Linked DNA regions of Homo sapiens: region 1 is linked to region 2. The links are chromatin contacts, found by Hi-C or POLR2A ChIA-PET in ENCODE. All regions are on one chromosome and are shown on one strand. Each heading gives the region's core, a stretch centred on a gene start or an enhancer-like site at or near the end of the contact. The rest is flanking DNA. Distances are from core to core; before and after follow the strand shown.

What was found. A loop is a pair of places that touch in the nucleus more often than their neighbours do. ChIA-PET counts read pairs that join two places held with the same protein, here RNA polymerase II (POLR2A).
Region 1: a map of Calu3 shows a loop between it and region 2 (2.4-fold over the local background). The contact joins two enhancer-like sites. A Hi-C loop is called at or near these places in 1 of 168 maps with a recorded cell type or tissue (Calu3). POLR2A ChIA-PET finds 5 or more read pairs at or near these places in 7 of 52 experiments (A549, AG04449, Panc1 and 2 more).

Annotation. Positions count from the first base shown.
Region 1 is chr17:60,370,221-60,377,355 of GRCh38, reverse strand. All of the region lies in intron 1 of USP32 (ubiquitin specific peptidase 32), which reads left to right. Among named protein-coding and RNA genes, the nearest start is that of USP32, 18 kb to the left of the region's middle. Within about 2 kb of position 4,060, at least 4 of the 41 ENCODE cell types and tissues checked have a DNase peak (open chromatin) inside an H3K27ac peak, as active enhancers do.
Region 2 is chr17:60,246,166-60,253,431 of GRCh38, reverse strand. It overlaps USP32 (ubiquitin specific peptidase 32), which reads left to right. Exons shown (of 34, transcript NM_032582.4): 11 at 990-1,051. Among named protein-coding and RNA genes, the nearest start is that of CA4, 100 kb to the right of the region's middle. Within about 2 kb of position 3,816, at least 2 of the 41 ENCODE cell types and tissues checked have a DNase peak (open chromatin) inside an H3K27ac peak, as active enhancers do.

The DNA.
Region 1 (7,135 bases), core at 2,811-5,310, 120 kb before region 2:
CTTTTAAAAATGAAATGCTATATTTTTAAACTTTTAAAAATTATTTTTTATTATTTTTTGCAGAGATGAGGTCTTGCTGTGTTGCCCAGGCTGGTCTCAAACTCTTGGCCTCAAGAGATCCTCCTGCCTTGGCCTCCCAAAGTGCTGGGATTACAGACGTGAACCACGTGCCTGGCCCAAACTTTTTAAAGACTTTATTTCTGGAGGCAGGTTCTCAGAAGATATCCTATCTTAATGGGCATATATATAGAGAGAGTAGTAGGTGAGTTTAAGGGGGATGTAAATATTGGCCGAAAAAGGTTTCTTTTAGGTATATAACCCCTCAAATGTAGCCCTTTGGATATCAAAAGTTTATTATGACAATGTTCTTTGTGCGTTTTTATTCGATGTTGTCAGCCATTCATCTAATACCTCTTCAGAAGATTTTTGTCTCTGGGCAGTGGCATTTTATAACTTCATATATAGAAGAAAACTTTTATCCAACTGATAACTGATATGCCAATGTGTTAGTATGAAAAAATTTTCCCAACATTCTTACCAGGTGTGGTGGCTCAACCTGTAATCCCAGCACTTTGGGAGGTGGAGTCGGGCGGATCACTTGAAGTCAGGAGTTCGAGACCAGCCTGGCCAACATGGTGAAACCCTGTCTACTAAAAATACAAAAATTAGCTGGGCGTGATGGCAGGCACCTGTAATCCCAGCTACTTGGGAGGCTAAGGCAGGAGAATTGCTTGAATCCGGGAGGCAGAGGTTGCAATGAGCCAAGATTGCCTCACTGCACTCTAGCCTGAGCGACAGAGTGAGACTCTGTCTCAAAAAAAAAAGAAAAGGAAAAAAAAAGAAAATTTCCCAAAATTCAAATGTCATTTCACTGCGTGGCTTTGTTTGATTATTAATACTTTAATACTGTGTTTAAAATTAATATTTATTATTTTTAAAAATCAGCTTCCTTAGGTCGAAGAAACATTAATGTTTAATATTAAGCTATTATTGTAGCTTAGTGTAGTTATAATAAGATACTGGAACTCATGGAAGGGGTTAGATTTTCTTCATCTTAGAAACCGTTACTTTTCATAAAATATATATTGTGCAATTATATATAAAATTATTTAATAATTAGATATACAAATAAAAAATCGGATTATAGTTGGGCTCAGTGGCTCGCATTTGTAATCTCAGCTCCTTGGGAAGCTTAGACTGGAGGATTTCTTGAGTCCAGAAATTTGAGGCTGTAGTGAGCCATGATTGTGCCACTGCATTCCAGCCTGGGCGACAGGAGTGAGACCCCGTCTCTAAAAACAAAAACTAAAAAAAATTAGATTATAATTGGCAAAAGATTGAGTGACAGTGAAAATGCAATGAATATTTTGACTACTATTTTTTGATTACACACATAGGAAGATACAAATTTTTCTGTCTTTCCAAATTAGTTTAGAAATTAAAGATTTGGCCGGGCATAGTGGCTCACCCCTGTAATCCGAGCACTTTGGGAGGCTGAGACAGGCAGATCACCTGAGGTCAAGAGTTTGAGACCACCCTGGCCAACATGGTGAAACCTCGTCTCTACTAAAAATACAATAAAAATTAGCTGGGCATGGTGGCATGCACCTGTAGTCCCAGCTACTTGGGGAGACTGAGGCAGGAGACTCACTTGAACCCAGGAGGCGGAGGTTGCAGTGAGCCAAGATCGTGCCACTGCACTCCAGCCTGAGCGACAGAGCGAGACTCCATCACAAAAACAAACAAACAAACAACAACAAAACACCAGAAAAAGGAAAAATAGTGTTAAGAGATAATTTAGTATGTATTGTTTGTACACTTCATGGGTGTGCATATATGACGTGTTTGGTTTTATAGTGAAAATTCTAACATTCTGCTGTATGGTTTATGGTGCATTGTAGACGTTCCTTTAAGTACTCAATGATAAAGATGAAAATTACTAAGATAGAGAGTAAATCTATATTATATGTAGTCATTTCTCAGTTTGCATAGTAGTATGGGACTGTAAAAATGACCATGCAAGCTGAGACTATTCAAAGGGATCATAGTAATCAGTGGAAAAGATTATGATTGTTCTGTGTGACCTTTAAAATTTTTTGTCAAAACATTAAAAACTCTCTCACAGTTGGTTATAGATATATAGGGTAAGAAGAAGCGTGGTATCCACAGAGAAGGAGGGAGCTTCATAAACAAAGACAAACAGGAATATCAACTACCAGCCACCAACAGCACTTTTGTAAAACTTATTTAAATATTACAAAAAACAATATACAAGATTACTAAGAGATTGGAAGATAAAGGGAGAAAATTTCACTAATGATCTCATCACCAAACACAGCTAATTATTTGCTGTTACTCTTTTTTCAAATTAGTGTTTAGTATTGTTTTAATCATAATGTACATAAAATTTTGTATCTTGCTTTTTCTGAGATGTCTGTTTCTGTCCATGTTATACATACCTATACAGTCATGTGCTGCATGATGATGTTTTGGTTAACGATGGACTGCATACACAACTGTGATCCCATAAGATAATAGTAGAGCTGAAAAATTCCTATTGCCTAGTGACATCGTAGCCATTTACTTGTTTTTGCTTTTTGCTTTTTTTATGTAGTCATTTACTATACTATACCTTTAATCATTATTTTAGAGTATACTCCTTCTATTTATTTAAATAAAAGTTGGCTGAACGTGGTGGCTCCCACCTGTAATCCCAGCATTTTGGGTGGGTTGCTTGAGCCCAGGAGTTTGAGACCAGCCTGGGCAACATGGTGAAAACCTGTCTCTACAAAAAATACAAAAATTAGGCACACGCCTGTGGTCCTAGCTACTCAGGAGGCTGGAGTGGGAGGATCACTTGAGCCTAGGAGGTTCAGGCTGGGGTGAGCCTTGATCACGCCAGTGCACTCTTCCAGCCTGGGAGACAGAGTAAGACTCTGTCTCAAAAAAAAAAAAACAAAACTTAACTGTAACAGCCTTAGGCAAGTCCTTCAGGAGGTATTTCAGAAGAAGGCATTATTGTCATAGAAGATGACAGCTCCATGTGTGTTATTGCCCTGAAGACTTTCCAGTGGGACAATACGTGAAGGTGGAAGACAGTGATATTGATGATCTTGATGCTGTGTAGGCCTAGGCTAAGGTGTGTGTTTATGTCTTTTTTCTTTTTTTTTTGGAGACAGAGTCTCACTCTGTCCCTGAGGCTAGAGTGCAGTGGTGTGATCTCTGCACACTGCAACCTCCGCCTCCCTGGTTCAAGCGATTCTCTTGCCTCAGCCTCCCAAATAGCTGGGATTACAGGTGCATGCCACCACACCCAGCTAATTTTTGTATTTTTAGTAGAGATGGGTTTTGCCATGTTGGCCAGGCTGGTCTTGAACTCCTGACCTCAGGTGATACGCCCACCTCGGCCTCCCAAAGTGTATGTCTTCATTTTTAGCAAGAAAGCTTAAAAAGGAAAATAAAACATGAATAGTAAAAACTTTTTAAATAAAGATATAAAGAAAAAATATTTTTGGACACTGTACAATGTGTTTTAAGGTAAGGGTTATTATAAGAGCCAACAAGTTAAATTTAAAAGTTTATGAAGTAAAAAAGTTACAGTAAGCTGGCTGGGCATGGTGGCTCACGCTTGTAACCCAACACTGTGGGAGGACGAGGCGGGTGGATCATTTGAGGCCAGGAGTTTGAGACCAGCCAGGCTAACATGGTGAAACCCTGTCTCTCCTAAAATATACAAAAATTAGCCGGTTGTGGTGGTGCACGCCTGTAATCCTAGCTACTCAGGAGGCTGAGGCTGAGGCACGAGAATTGCTTGAACCCAGGAGGTGCAGGTTGCAGTGAGCCAAGATCGTGCCACTGCACTCTAGCCTGGGTGTCAAAGCAAGACTTGGTCTCAAAAAAAAAAAAAAAAAATTACAGTAAGCTAAAATTAATTTATTATTGAAGAAAAAATTAGTAAATTTGGTGTAACCGAATTGCACAGTGTTTATAAAATCTACTGCAGTACTCCATGGTAATGTCCTAGGGCTAGGACTTCAACATTGACTCACCCCTAAGTCTCTCACTGACTCACCCAGAACAACTTCTCATCCTGCAAGCTCTATTCATGGTAAGTGCCCTATATAGGTGTACCTTTTTTAAAAAAAGATTTTTAGTTTTGTCTCGAGACAGGGTCTTGTTCAGTCACCCAGGGTAGATTGAAGTGGCGTGATCATGGCTTACTGTAGCCTCGAGCTCCTGGGCTCAAGAGATTGTCTCCCACTTTAGCCTCTAGCTATCCTCCCACCTTAGCCTATAGAGTAGCTGCGACTATGGGTGCATGCCACCATACCTGGCTGATTTTTTTGTTTTTTATGTTTTGTAGAGACCTCGCTATGTTAGCCAGGCTATTCTTGAACTCCTGGGCTCAAGTCTCCTGCCTTGGCCTCCCAGAGCTCTGAGATTACAGATGTGAGTCACCAAGCCCAGCCTAGGTGAACCATTTTTTTGTCTTTTTTTTTTTTTTTTTTTTAGACAGGGTCTCACTCTGTCACCCAGGCTGGAGTGGCATGATCATAGCTCACTGCAGCCTGGACCTCTTGGGCTCAAGGGCTCAAGTTATCCTCCTGCCTCAATGTCTTCAGTAGCTTGGAGGCACATGCCACCAAGCCTGGGAAATTTTTCTTTTTTTTTTTTTAATGTAGAGAACGGGGTCTTACTGTGTTACCCAGACTGGTCTCAAACCCCTGGCCTCAAGTGATTCTCCCACCTCAGTCTTCCAAAGTGCTGGGATTACAGGAGTGAGCCACCGTGCCTGGACTTTTTTTTTTTTTTATCTTTAAGGCTATATTTTTACTATACCTTTTCTATGTTTAGATATGTTTAGATACACAAATACTGTGTTACAGTTGCCTCCAATATTCAGTACAGTAATATGCTGTGTAGGTTTGTAGCCTAGGAGTAATAGGCCATCCCATATAGCCTAGGTGTGTAGTAGTCTATACCATCTAAGTTTGTGTAAGCACGCTGATGTCTGCACAATGATGAAATCACCTAACGATGCATTCCTGTCATTTGTGATGCATAACTGTAGTTTAAAGTGTTAATAGCTTGACCAGGATTTGTTAAATGACAACCAGCTCCTTAATTTTCCTTGGCATTTTCCTTCTCTTAGAGGAGACCACTTTGTATTCTTTTAGTTGATCTTTGGTATTTGGTATTGATTTTTCAGTTTCAGCATTATCTGTTGACTTCCCACTTCTGAGCATGAGAATTTAGTTGTCTCTCCCTTCCTTCCACCTTAGCCACTTCCCCTTCCCCTCTCCCTGTTACTTAATCCTACCGCAATAGTTATATGGTAATTTTAGATAACTGTTAAATGTTTACCTTATGAGCATATGCGTAGGATTCACAGCTGAAATTAGGTAGTAAGTTTTGATTACTTTTCTAGCACAATGTTTGTTTTCCTTGGAGCTGATGACTGATTTTATTTGTGTTTGCTTAGTATTCTAAGTATTTATCACTAATTCAACCCTGAACACTGTCACTTGCCTAAGTCTCCTTTCAAGACTATGAGTTGTTGGCAGTTTATTCTTCTAATGTCTCATGTGGCCTTTTTACTTACATGAAAGGAGCTTGCAGGACTGGTGCTTCATATTGTCAGTCTTTCAGTTTAGCCATCCTGATTGTTGGAAAGTAGTATCTCAATGTGGATTAATCTGCATTTCCTTGACTAAGTGATGTTGAACACCCTTTATATGTGCATGTTGGCCATTTATACATGTGTTTCATTTAATTTTTTTTTTTTTTGAGACAGAATCTTGCTCTGTTGCCCAGGCTGGAGTGCAGTAGTGCAGTCTTGGCTTATTGCAACCTCCACCTCCCAAGTTCAAGCGATTCTCCTGCCTCAGCTTCCTGAGTAGCTGGGATTATATAGGCGTGTGCCACCGCACCTGGCTGATTTTTGTATTTTTAGTAGAGACGGGGTTTCACCACATTGGCCAGGCTGGTCTTGAAATCCTGACCTCAGGTGATCCACCCGCCTTGGCCTCCCAAAGTGCTGGGATTATACGTGTGAGCCACTGCGCCCGGCCATTTAATTTTTTTTTTTTTTTTTTTTTTTTTAATTTTTAGAGACAGAGTCTTCCCCTGTTGCTCAGGCTGAAGTGCAGTGGTGCTCACTGCAGCCTTGGAACTCTTGGGCTCAAGCAATCCTCCTGCCTCTGCCTCTGGAACAGCTGGGACTATGAGTTCACACCACCATACCCAGCTAATTGTTTTTAATTAATTAATTTATTATTTTTATTTTTATTGTAGAGATGGGGGTCTCACTGTGTTGTCTAAGATAGTCTCAACCTCCTGGTCTCAAGCAATCTTCCAGCCTTGGCCTCTCAAAGTGCTGGGATTATAGGCATGAGCCACCATGCCTTGCTACTTTTAATTTTTTTAGAGATGGGATCTTGCTATGTTGCTCAGGCTGGTCCCAAACTCCTGGCCTCAAGAGACACTCTTGCCTCAGCCTCCCAGTTGCTGGGATTACAAGCATTGAGCCACCACAACTTGCTGCTCAAAATGTATTTTTTTCTCTTTTCTTCTTTTTTTTTTTTTTTTTTTGAGACAGTAGCATTTCACTCTGTCACTCAGGCTGGAGTATAGTGGTGTGATCACAACTCACTGTAGCCTCGACCTCTCGGGCTTAAGGGATCCTTCTACCTCAGCCTCCTCCTGAGTGGTTGGGTGGGCACCACCATGCCCAGCTAATTTTTTTTGTATTTTTTTTTGTAGAGGCAGGGTTTTGCCATGTTGCCCATGCTGGTCTTGAACTTCTGACCTCAAGTGATCCTCCCGCCTCGGCCTCCCAAAGTGTTGGGATTACAGGTGTGAGCCATTGCATCCAGCCTCAAATAATTTTTTGAAAGTGGAATCTGAGTGTTAATTTACTAAAACCCTTTCAGCATTTGGTATTATCATTTGCAAAAAATTCTTTGCTAATTGAGTAATCTAAAATGGTAGCTTGTTTTAATTGGTTTTTTTTGGATTGGTGTCAAAGTAGAACCTTTCCCATTTTTGGTAGTTGTATTTCTTCATTATTTTCATTGTCTTTTTGTCCTTTGTTGTTGTCATCATTTTAGTTCTTAAAGATGTGTTTGTTTAAACA
Region 2 (7,266 bases), core at 2,567-5,066:
TAGGCTTTTTTTTTTTTAATTAAACTATTGTTACTTTTTAAAATAACAATCACATGTTGAGTGTACGAACTTTTTGTATGAACAGTACATGAACACATTCAATGTATTGCTCATGTACAGTTGACAGTTCATATGCTGTTTGTACACGAACATATTCAGTGTACTCTTTATCTCATAATCAGTGTATGAACATTTTGGTCACTTAAGTTTGTGTCTGAGTCATCTTGTAGCTCTCACAGAGTATAGCATTTTGACTTTTGGTATTGCCTTTCCTATTTTGTCATTCTTACTAAGGACTTGGAGTGGCACTATTTTTGTGATAATGAATAAACATATACTTTATATTTGCTTATGTATGTTTCCAACATTTTATACTGAAAAGCTGAAAGTTTTTTTCAGGAAACATCCAATAATCTACTCAACACCTAAATTTTATTACATTTTACTGTATGTGCTTTGTCACATATTTGGTTATGCTCATATGTACAATTAATATATGCAATTAATATATGAATAAGCAGACAGTTATGCTAAATTGTTTTTATTTTCTATCTGTGTTTTAAAATTGATAGAGTTAATTTGTTAGGTTAATGATACAATATTGAATTATGCTTTTATTTGCCAAGATCTCACACATGGCTGAGTGTTTTGGTTATTTAAAATCTAGCATATGCAAGTGTCAGAAGAATTATTCTGAAATCTGTTCCTGAGGTAATGTCTTCCCCTTTCGCTTTTTCTTCCTTCCCTTTCTCTTCCCTTCTTACCTAGAGATTTGAAAGTTAGCTTCCATTGGAATGGCTTGTTTAAAAAAAGCAAACAAAACCCCAAAACCACAAGGCTAAAGTTAAAATTTGCTCAAGTGAATAATTGATAATTCATGAGTTGAAAACTGTTGCTAATTCAGATTCCAATTTAGGAAATGGGTCTCATGCAGATAATGTGAAATATTATGCAGTTAATAAACTTTGATTTACCATTTTTTTCCCTAGGTGTGTCACATAGTTCTGGGGTTAAGACCAGCTACTCCGGAAGAAGAAGGACAAATTATTAGGTAAATTTGTAGTTTCAATTATATAGTTGAAATTTCACATACTTGAAATATATTGGTTACTGAGGAACAGCATGTCCTATTTTAATGTAATCATTAACTATTTCTCAAAAATAGTTACATATTGAAATATTTTTGTTAAAGTACCTTCCTAGATAAGGGAAGGTACTATAGATTAATTAAGAAGGCAAATTCTATTTAACATTAAAATTGCACTGAATACTAAATTTCATTTTTTGAAATGAGATAAAAGGTAGCCAGTTTTCTTTAGTACAAAAATATGTTTATTGTTGGAAAAATTAGAAAATAGAGCTAAACAAAAAGAAGCAGAGAAAGATTTTATAGATAATTTATAGATAATTGCTGTAGACATTTTTAATATTCATATAAACATATGCCCACAGTGATATTTGTAAAATTCATATAAAAATGGGAATATTCTGAAATACCTACTTTATTCCCTGCTCCTATTTTCACTCTAGATCATATAAAATAATACTTTAATATATTAGAATAAAGCCTTCTTTGAATATAATTTTAAATGATTGGCTAGCATTCCTGTTCATTCTCTATTATTCTTTTTTAGTATAAGCATATTGGACCAATTTTGTTAATAAAATCTCTATGTCTTGGCTTAAGGATTTACTTTAGGATAAATTACTTAAGATCAAATATCCGGATTATATTTAAAAAACAAAGGTATGCATATTTTATAGCTATAGTCCAATTTTTAATAACTTGAGTGTCTTTCATTGCTTTGTGACATTGCTATTATGCTACACATTTGTGTAGATAGTTTCAGAAATAGGACTGAATTTCTAGTAAAATTTGCTTTTAAAATAAACTCTCAATAGGTACTGTCATTTGACTTTTTCTTGAAAGTATTGTGCATACAAACTTTTCAGTAGTTTCTTCTGGCTTGGGTTTCTGGATAGATGGGAGTTTACTAAAATAGAGTTGTTTGGAATACCTGAGAATAGGATTACATATTCAGCATTTAAACAGGACATGCCAATTAAGATATAGATATTTAAAGTAGTAGATATATTTTCTAAGTTTTTAAATGACAAGTTTTAAAAACGGTTATTTATTATTATTATTTTTTTTTTAAGTGAAGGCAAGTTTATTAAGAAAGTGAAGGGGCTGGGTGTAGTGGCTCATGCCTGTAATCCCAGCACTTTGGGAAGCCAAGGCAGGTGGATTGTTTGAGCTCAGGAGTTCGAGACCAGCCTGGGCAACATGGTGAGACCCTGTCTTTACAAAAAATACAAAAATTATCAAGGCTTGGTGGTACACGCCTGTGGTCCCAGCTACTTGGGAGGCTGAGGTGGGAGGATTGCTTGAGCCCAGGAGGTCAAGGCTGCAGTGAGCCAAGATTATGCCATTGCATTCCAGCCTGGGTGACAATGTGAGACTCTCTCAAAAAAAAAAAAAGAAAAGAAAGGAATAAATGGGTGGCCACTCCATATGCAAAACAGCATGGTTATTTCTTAAAGAAGATTAAGCAAAATCTATTTTTTTAAATGTTGCTTTCATAAAACTCTAGTCTCATGTAGTTTTTGTTTGTTGGTTTTATTTTCTGTCTTGGTTTTTCTTTTGAGATGGGGTCTCACTGTATTGCCCAGGCTGGTCTTGAACTCTCCTGAGTTCAAGAGATCCTTCCACTTCAGCCTCTTGAGTAGGTGGGATTACAGGTGTACACCAATGTGCCCAACTTTCATGTAGTTTTTTAAATATTCATACTCAGAAGACTCAGTCTTGATATTCTTGAGTGTTTTCTTGATTGTCTCTAGTTTTTAGCTACTAAAAGATTTTAAAATATATTAACGTAGGATTTTAAAATAATTGACATGTAGAAACCAGATATTGTAAGGACATACATAAAGGCTTTTATGTGGCTATAGTGACTTTTTTTCTTAGAATATTACAATCTAATTTATTATAGTAATATATTCTGAGGTAAATATCACTTAGCATAGGTAGAAATAATGCTTTATAGCCTATATTTATATTTATTGGCTTATTTTACAACTACTCATAGCATCCCTATTTCAAAAAATAAGGTTGATATAATCTTATATTTTCATAGAAAGTTATTCTTTGTAAAATACATGTAGTTACATTATCTCATCTGGTCCTTAGAATAACTGCATGAAATTAGTGTCTCTCATTTTGTAAAAGTGGAAACCAAGATTTATAGAAGTTGAGGACCTGAAATTACATGGGACTGGCAGAATCAAGTTTAGGACCTCTTTCATTAAAAGTACCAATAATTTGCCTTTTGTATTTTGTATTTTTTAATAAGTCTAGATTTAAAATTGTTGGTTCCAAATGGGTTCATTTCATCTGTGGGTTTTTTTTAAAATTTGTTTATTCATTTTCAGTTTTATTTTATTTTGCCTCTACTATTACTTATAAAAATTCATTTGACTGTGATAATTTTTAAAGGATGATTCAGGTTGGTTCATATGCAATGAGGTGAAACAAATATTTGTCTCTAACTTACAGTCAGTACGTTGTTAAAAAAAAAAAGTATCGTGATTTCTGGAATGGCCGAGTGAAGATCTCAGCCAACCCTTTCCCCAAAAGCACTTAAAAAACTGAACAAAATTGTCAAACAACCATTTCAGGACTCTGGAAACTGACCAAATATATACAAGAAATTGAGAAGCATTTATTCAAGAACTACTAATCCTTGGTGAGAACAATGGAAGTGTGTGGTAATTTAACCAGGAGCAGCTTTCATTTCCTCCCATCCAGCAAGTCTGCATGGGCTGTCAGTCTGATTCATGATTTGAAGGAGAGCAGGAATAAATGCCTGTCCAAGGATAATAAAATAAATACATACCATCATGGTGGTAAACAGTGAGGGAAAACTGACATCACCAGCTTGGGGATAAAATACTGGTTAGGGGAAGCAGCAGACTAACAACAGACCAGTCAAATTTTTAACAGGGAACAGGATCACCATAGTGAGCCTTAGCAAGCTTTCTCATGTCCCCAGTGATCTGTAGACTGCTTGTACAAGGCTATACACAAACTCAGGAGAAACCAAAGTGGGCTTTAGCACTTTATTCTTCCCTAGTTGAAGGTGAAGCCTTGCATGTGCAGAAAGTAAAAGCCAGGGTAGGCTTGTAACCTGCCCAAACTTTAAATGCATTCCCCAAACCATGTACAGATCCATCAGGAAAAGGGTGTGAATGTTACTGGCTAAACACAACCAGTAAACTGCTGAGAGCACAACCTCTCAGCAGTCATTGGCTGACCAGTAAGTTAGGCTCACCCCAAGAAGGCCAAGCTTAAAAATAAAAACAGATAATAAAAAAGAAAACACGAAGAAACTGAGCAGCTTCACACTGCAAGATACTGTACCGGAAGATAAACTCTACAGAATTGTTCCAGGAAGTCGTAAAACAAAACAAAACACACAGGGGTTCAGAATCCAGAGTTGCTAATATAAAGTATCAAATGTGTTCAGTTTTCAACAAGAAAAAATTATGAGACATGGAATAAAACAGGAAAATGTGACCCATATACGAGGAAAAAACAAAGAATAGTAGAAACTGTCTCAGAGGTGGCAGCAGATGTTCTCCTTAGCACACAAAGACTTCAATACAACTATTGTAAATGTTTTCAAAGAGCTAAACGAAGCTGTATTTAAAGAATTAGAGGAATGTATGATCTCACTGACTTGTCCAAATAGAAAATAGCAATAAATAAATAAAAATTTAAAACAGAATCAAATAGAAATTCTAGCAGATTTGAGTTGACAGAGAAATATTCAGCAAAACAGAATATGGATCAATAGAGATTATTTCATCAGAAAGAGAGAAAGAAGACCAAATAAATGAACAGAGTTTCACAGAAGTTGGAACATGATCAAGTCTACCAAAATATGCATAATGAAAGTCTCAGAAGGAAAGAAAGAAGCAGAAAAAAGTTTGACAAGATAATGTCTGAAAGTTCTAAAATTTCTCGAAAATTATTAATCTTAGAAGCTTAATGAACTCCAACTAGGTTAAACACAGAAAGAATCACACCTAGACATATCATTGTCAAAGTGTTGAAAACTAAAGACAAAGGAAGAAGTTGAAAGCCACAAGAGCAGAAAGACTCATCATGTAGAAGGGAACCACAATGTGATAAACAGCTGACTTTTTGAAACAATAGAGCTCAGTGTGCAGTGATATGAGAAAGTGATATAAGGAAAAAACCAAAAAAGCAAAAACTGTCAATCCAGAATTCTTTATCTAGCAGAACTGTAATTCAGAAATAAAGGTGAATTACTACCTGACTTCAAAATACACTACAAAGCTATAGTAACCAAAACAGCATGGCACTGACATAAGAACAGACAAATAGACCAATGGAACAGAACAGAGAACCCAGAAATAAATCCAGGCCAGGCGTGGTGGCTCACGCCTGTAATCCTAGTGCTTTGGGAGGCTGAGGTAGGTGGATCATGACGTCAGGAGGTTGAGACCATACTGGCTAACGCGGTGAAACCCCGTCTCTACTAAAAATACAAAACAATTATCCAGGTGTGATAGCACATGCCTGTAGTCCCAGCTACTCAGGAGGCTGAGGCAGGAGAATCGCTTGAACTGGGGAGGTGGAGGTTGCAATGAGCCAAGATCACGCCACTGCACTCCAGCCTGGGCAACAGAATGAGACTCTGTCTCAAAAACAAACAAACAAAAAAAAAACCAAAACAAACAAACAAGCAAAACCCCCCACATTTACAACCAACTCTTTTTTGACAAAGATGCCAAGAGCATACATTAGAGAAAGGACAATCTCTTCAATAAATGGTGCTGGAAAAATTGGATATCCACGTGCAGAAGAATGAAACCAGTTCCCAATTTCTTACCATACACTAAAATCAAATCAAAATGGATTAAAGAGGCTGGGCGAGGTGGCTCATGCCTGTAATCCCAGCACTTTGGGAGGCCGAGACGGCTGGATCACCTGAGGCCAGGAGTTCGAGACCAGCCTGACCAACATGGTGAAACCCTATCTCTACTCAAAGTACAAAAACTAGTTGGGTATGGTGGCAGGCGCCTGTAATCCCAGCTACTCAGGAGGCTGAGGTGGGAAAACTGCTTGAAACCGGGAGGTGGAGGTTGCAGTGAGCCGAGATTGCCCCACTGCACTCCAGCCTGGGCTACACAGGGAGACTCCGCCTCAAAAAAAAAAGAAAAGAAAATGGATTCAAAGACTTAAATCTAAGACCTAAACTACTAGACGAAATTGGGGAAATGCTGTAGGACATTTGTCTGAGTGGTATGACACTGTATAATACCTCAAAAGCACAGTCAGCCAAAGCAAAAATGGACAAACAGGATTTCATCAAGTTAAAAAGCTTTACAGCAAAGGAAACAGTCAACAGAGTGAAGAGACAACCAACAGAATAGGAGAAAATATTTGCAAACTATCCATTCATCAAGGTTTTAATAACCAGAATGTATAAAGGCCTCAACTCAATAACAAAAAACCAAATAACCCAATTTAAAAATGGGCAAGTGATCTGAATAGACATTGCTCAAAAAAAGACATACAAATGGCCAGCAGATATATGAAAAAATGCTCAACATCACTAATCATAATCGAAATATCAAAACCACAATGAAATATTATCTCCCAGTTAAAATGGCTATTATAAAAAAGACAAAGAATAACTGATTCTGATGAGGATGTGAAGAAAGGGAAGTGCTAGTACACTATTGATGGGAATGTAAATTAGTACAGTCAATATGGAAAACAGTATGGAGGTGCCCCAATAAACTAAAAATAGATCCACCATATTATCCAGCGATCCCACTGCTGGGTATATATTCAGAAGAAAGGAAATCAGTAAAGCAAAGAGCTATCTACACCCCTGTGTTTATTGCAGCACTACTTACAATAGCCAAGATACAGAATCAACTTAAGTGTCCATCAGTTGATGAATGGATAAAGAAAAAAAAAAAATATATATATATATACACACACACATACACAATAAAATGTTATTCAGCCATAAAATGAATGCAATCCTGTCATCTGCAGCAACATGGATAAAACCGGAGGTCATTACGTTAAGTGAGATAGGCCAAGCATAGAAAGACAAATATCACGTGTTCTCACTTTTAAGTGGGAGCTAAAAAAGTTGATCTCGTGGAATTAGAGAGTATTATGATGGTTATCAGAGGCTGGCAAGGGCAGGAGGGATAATATTG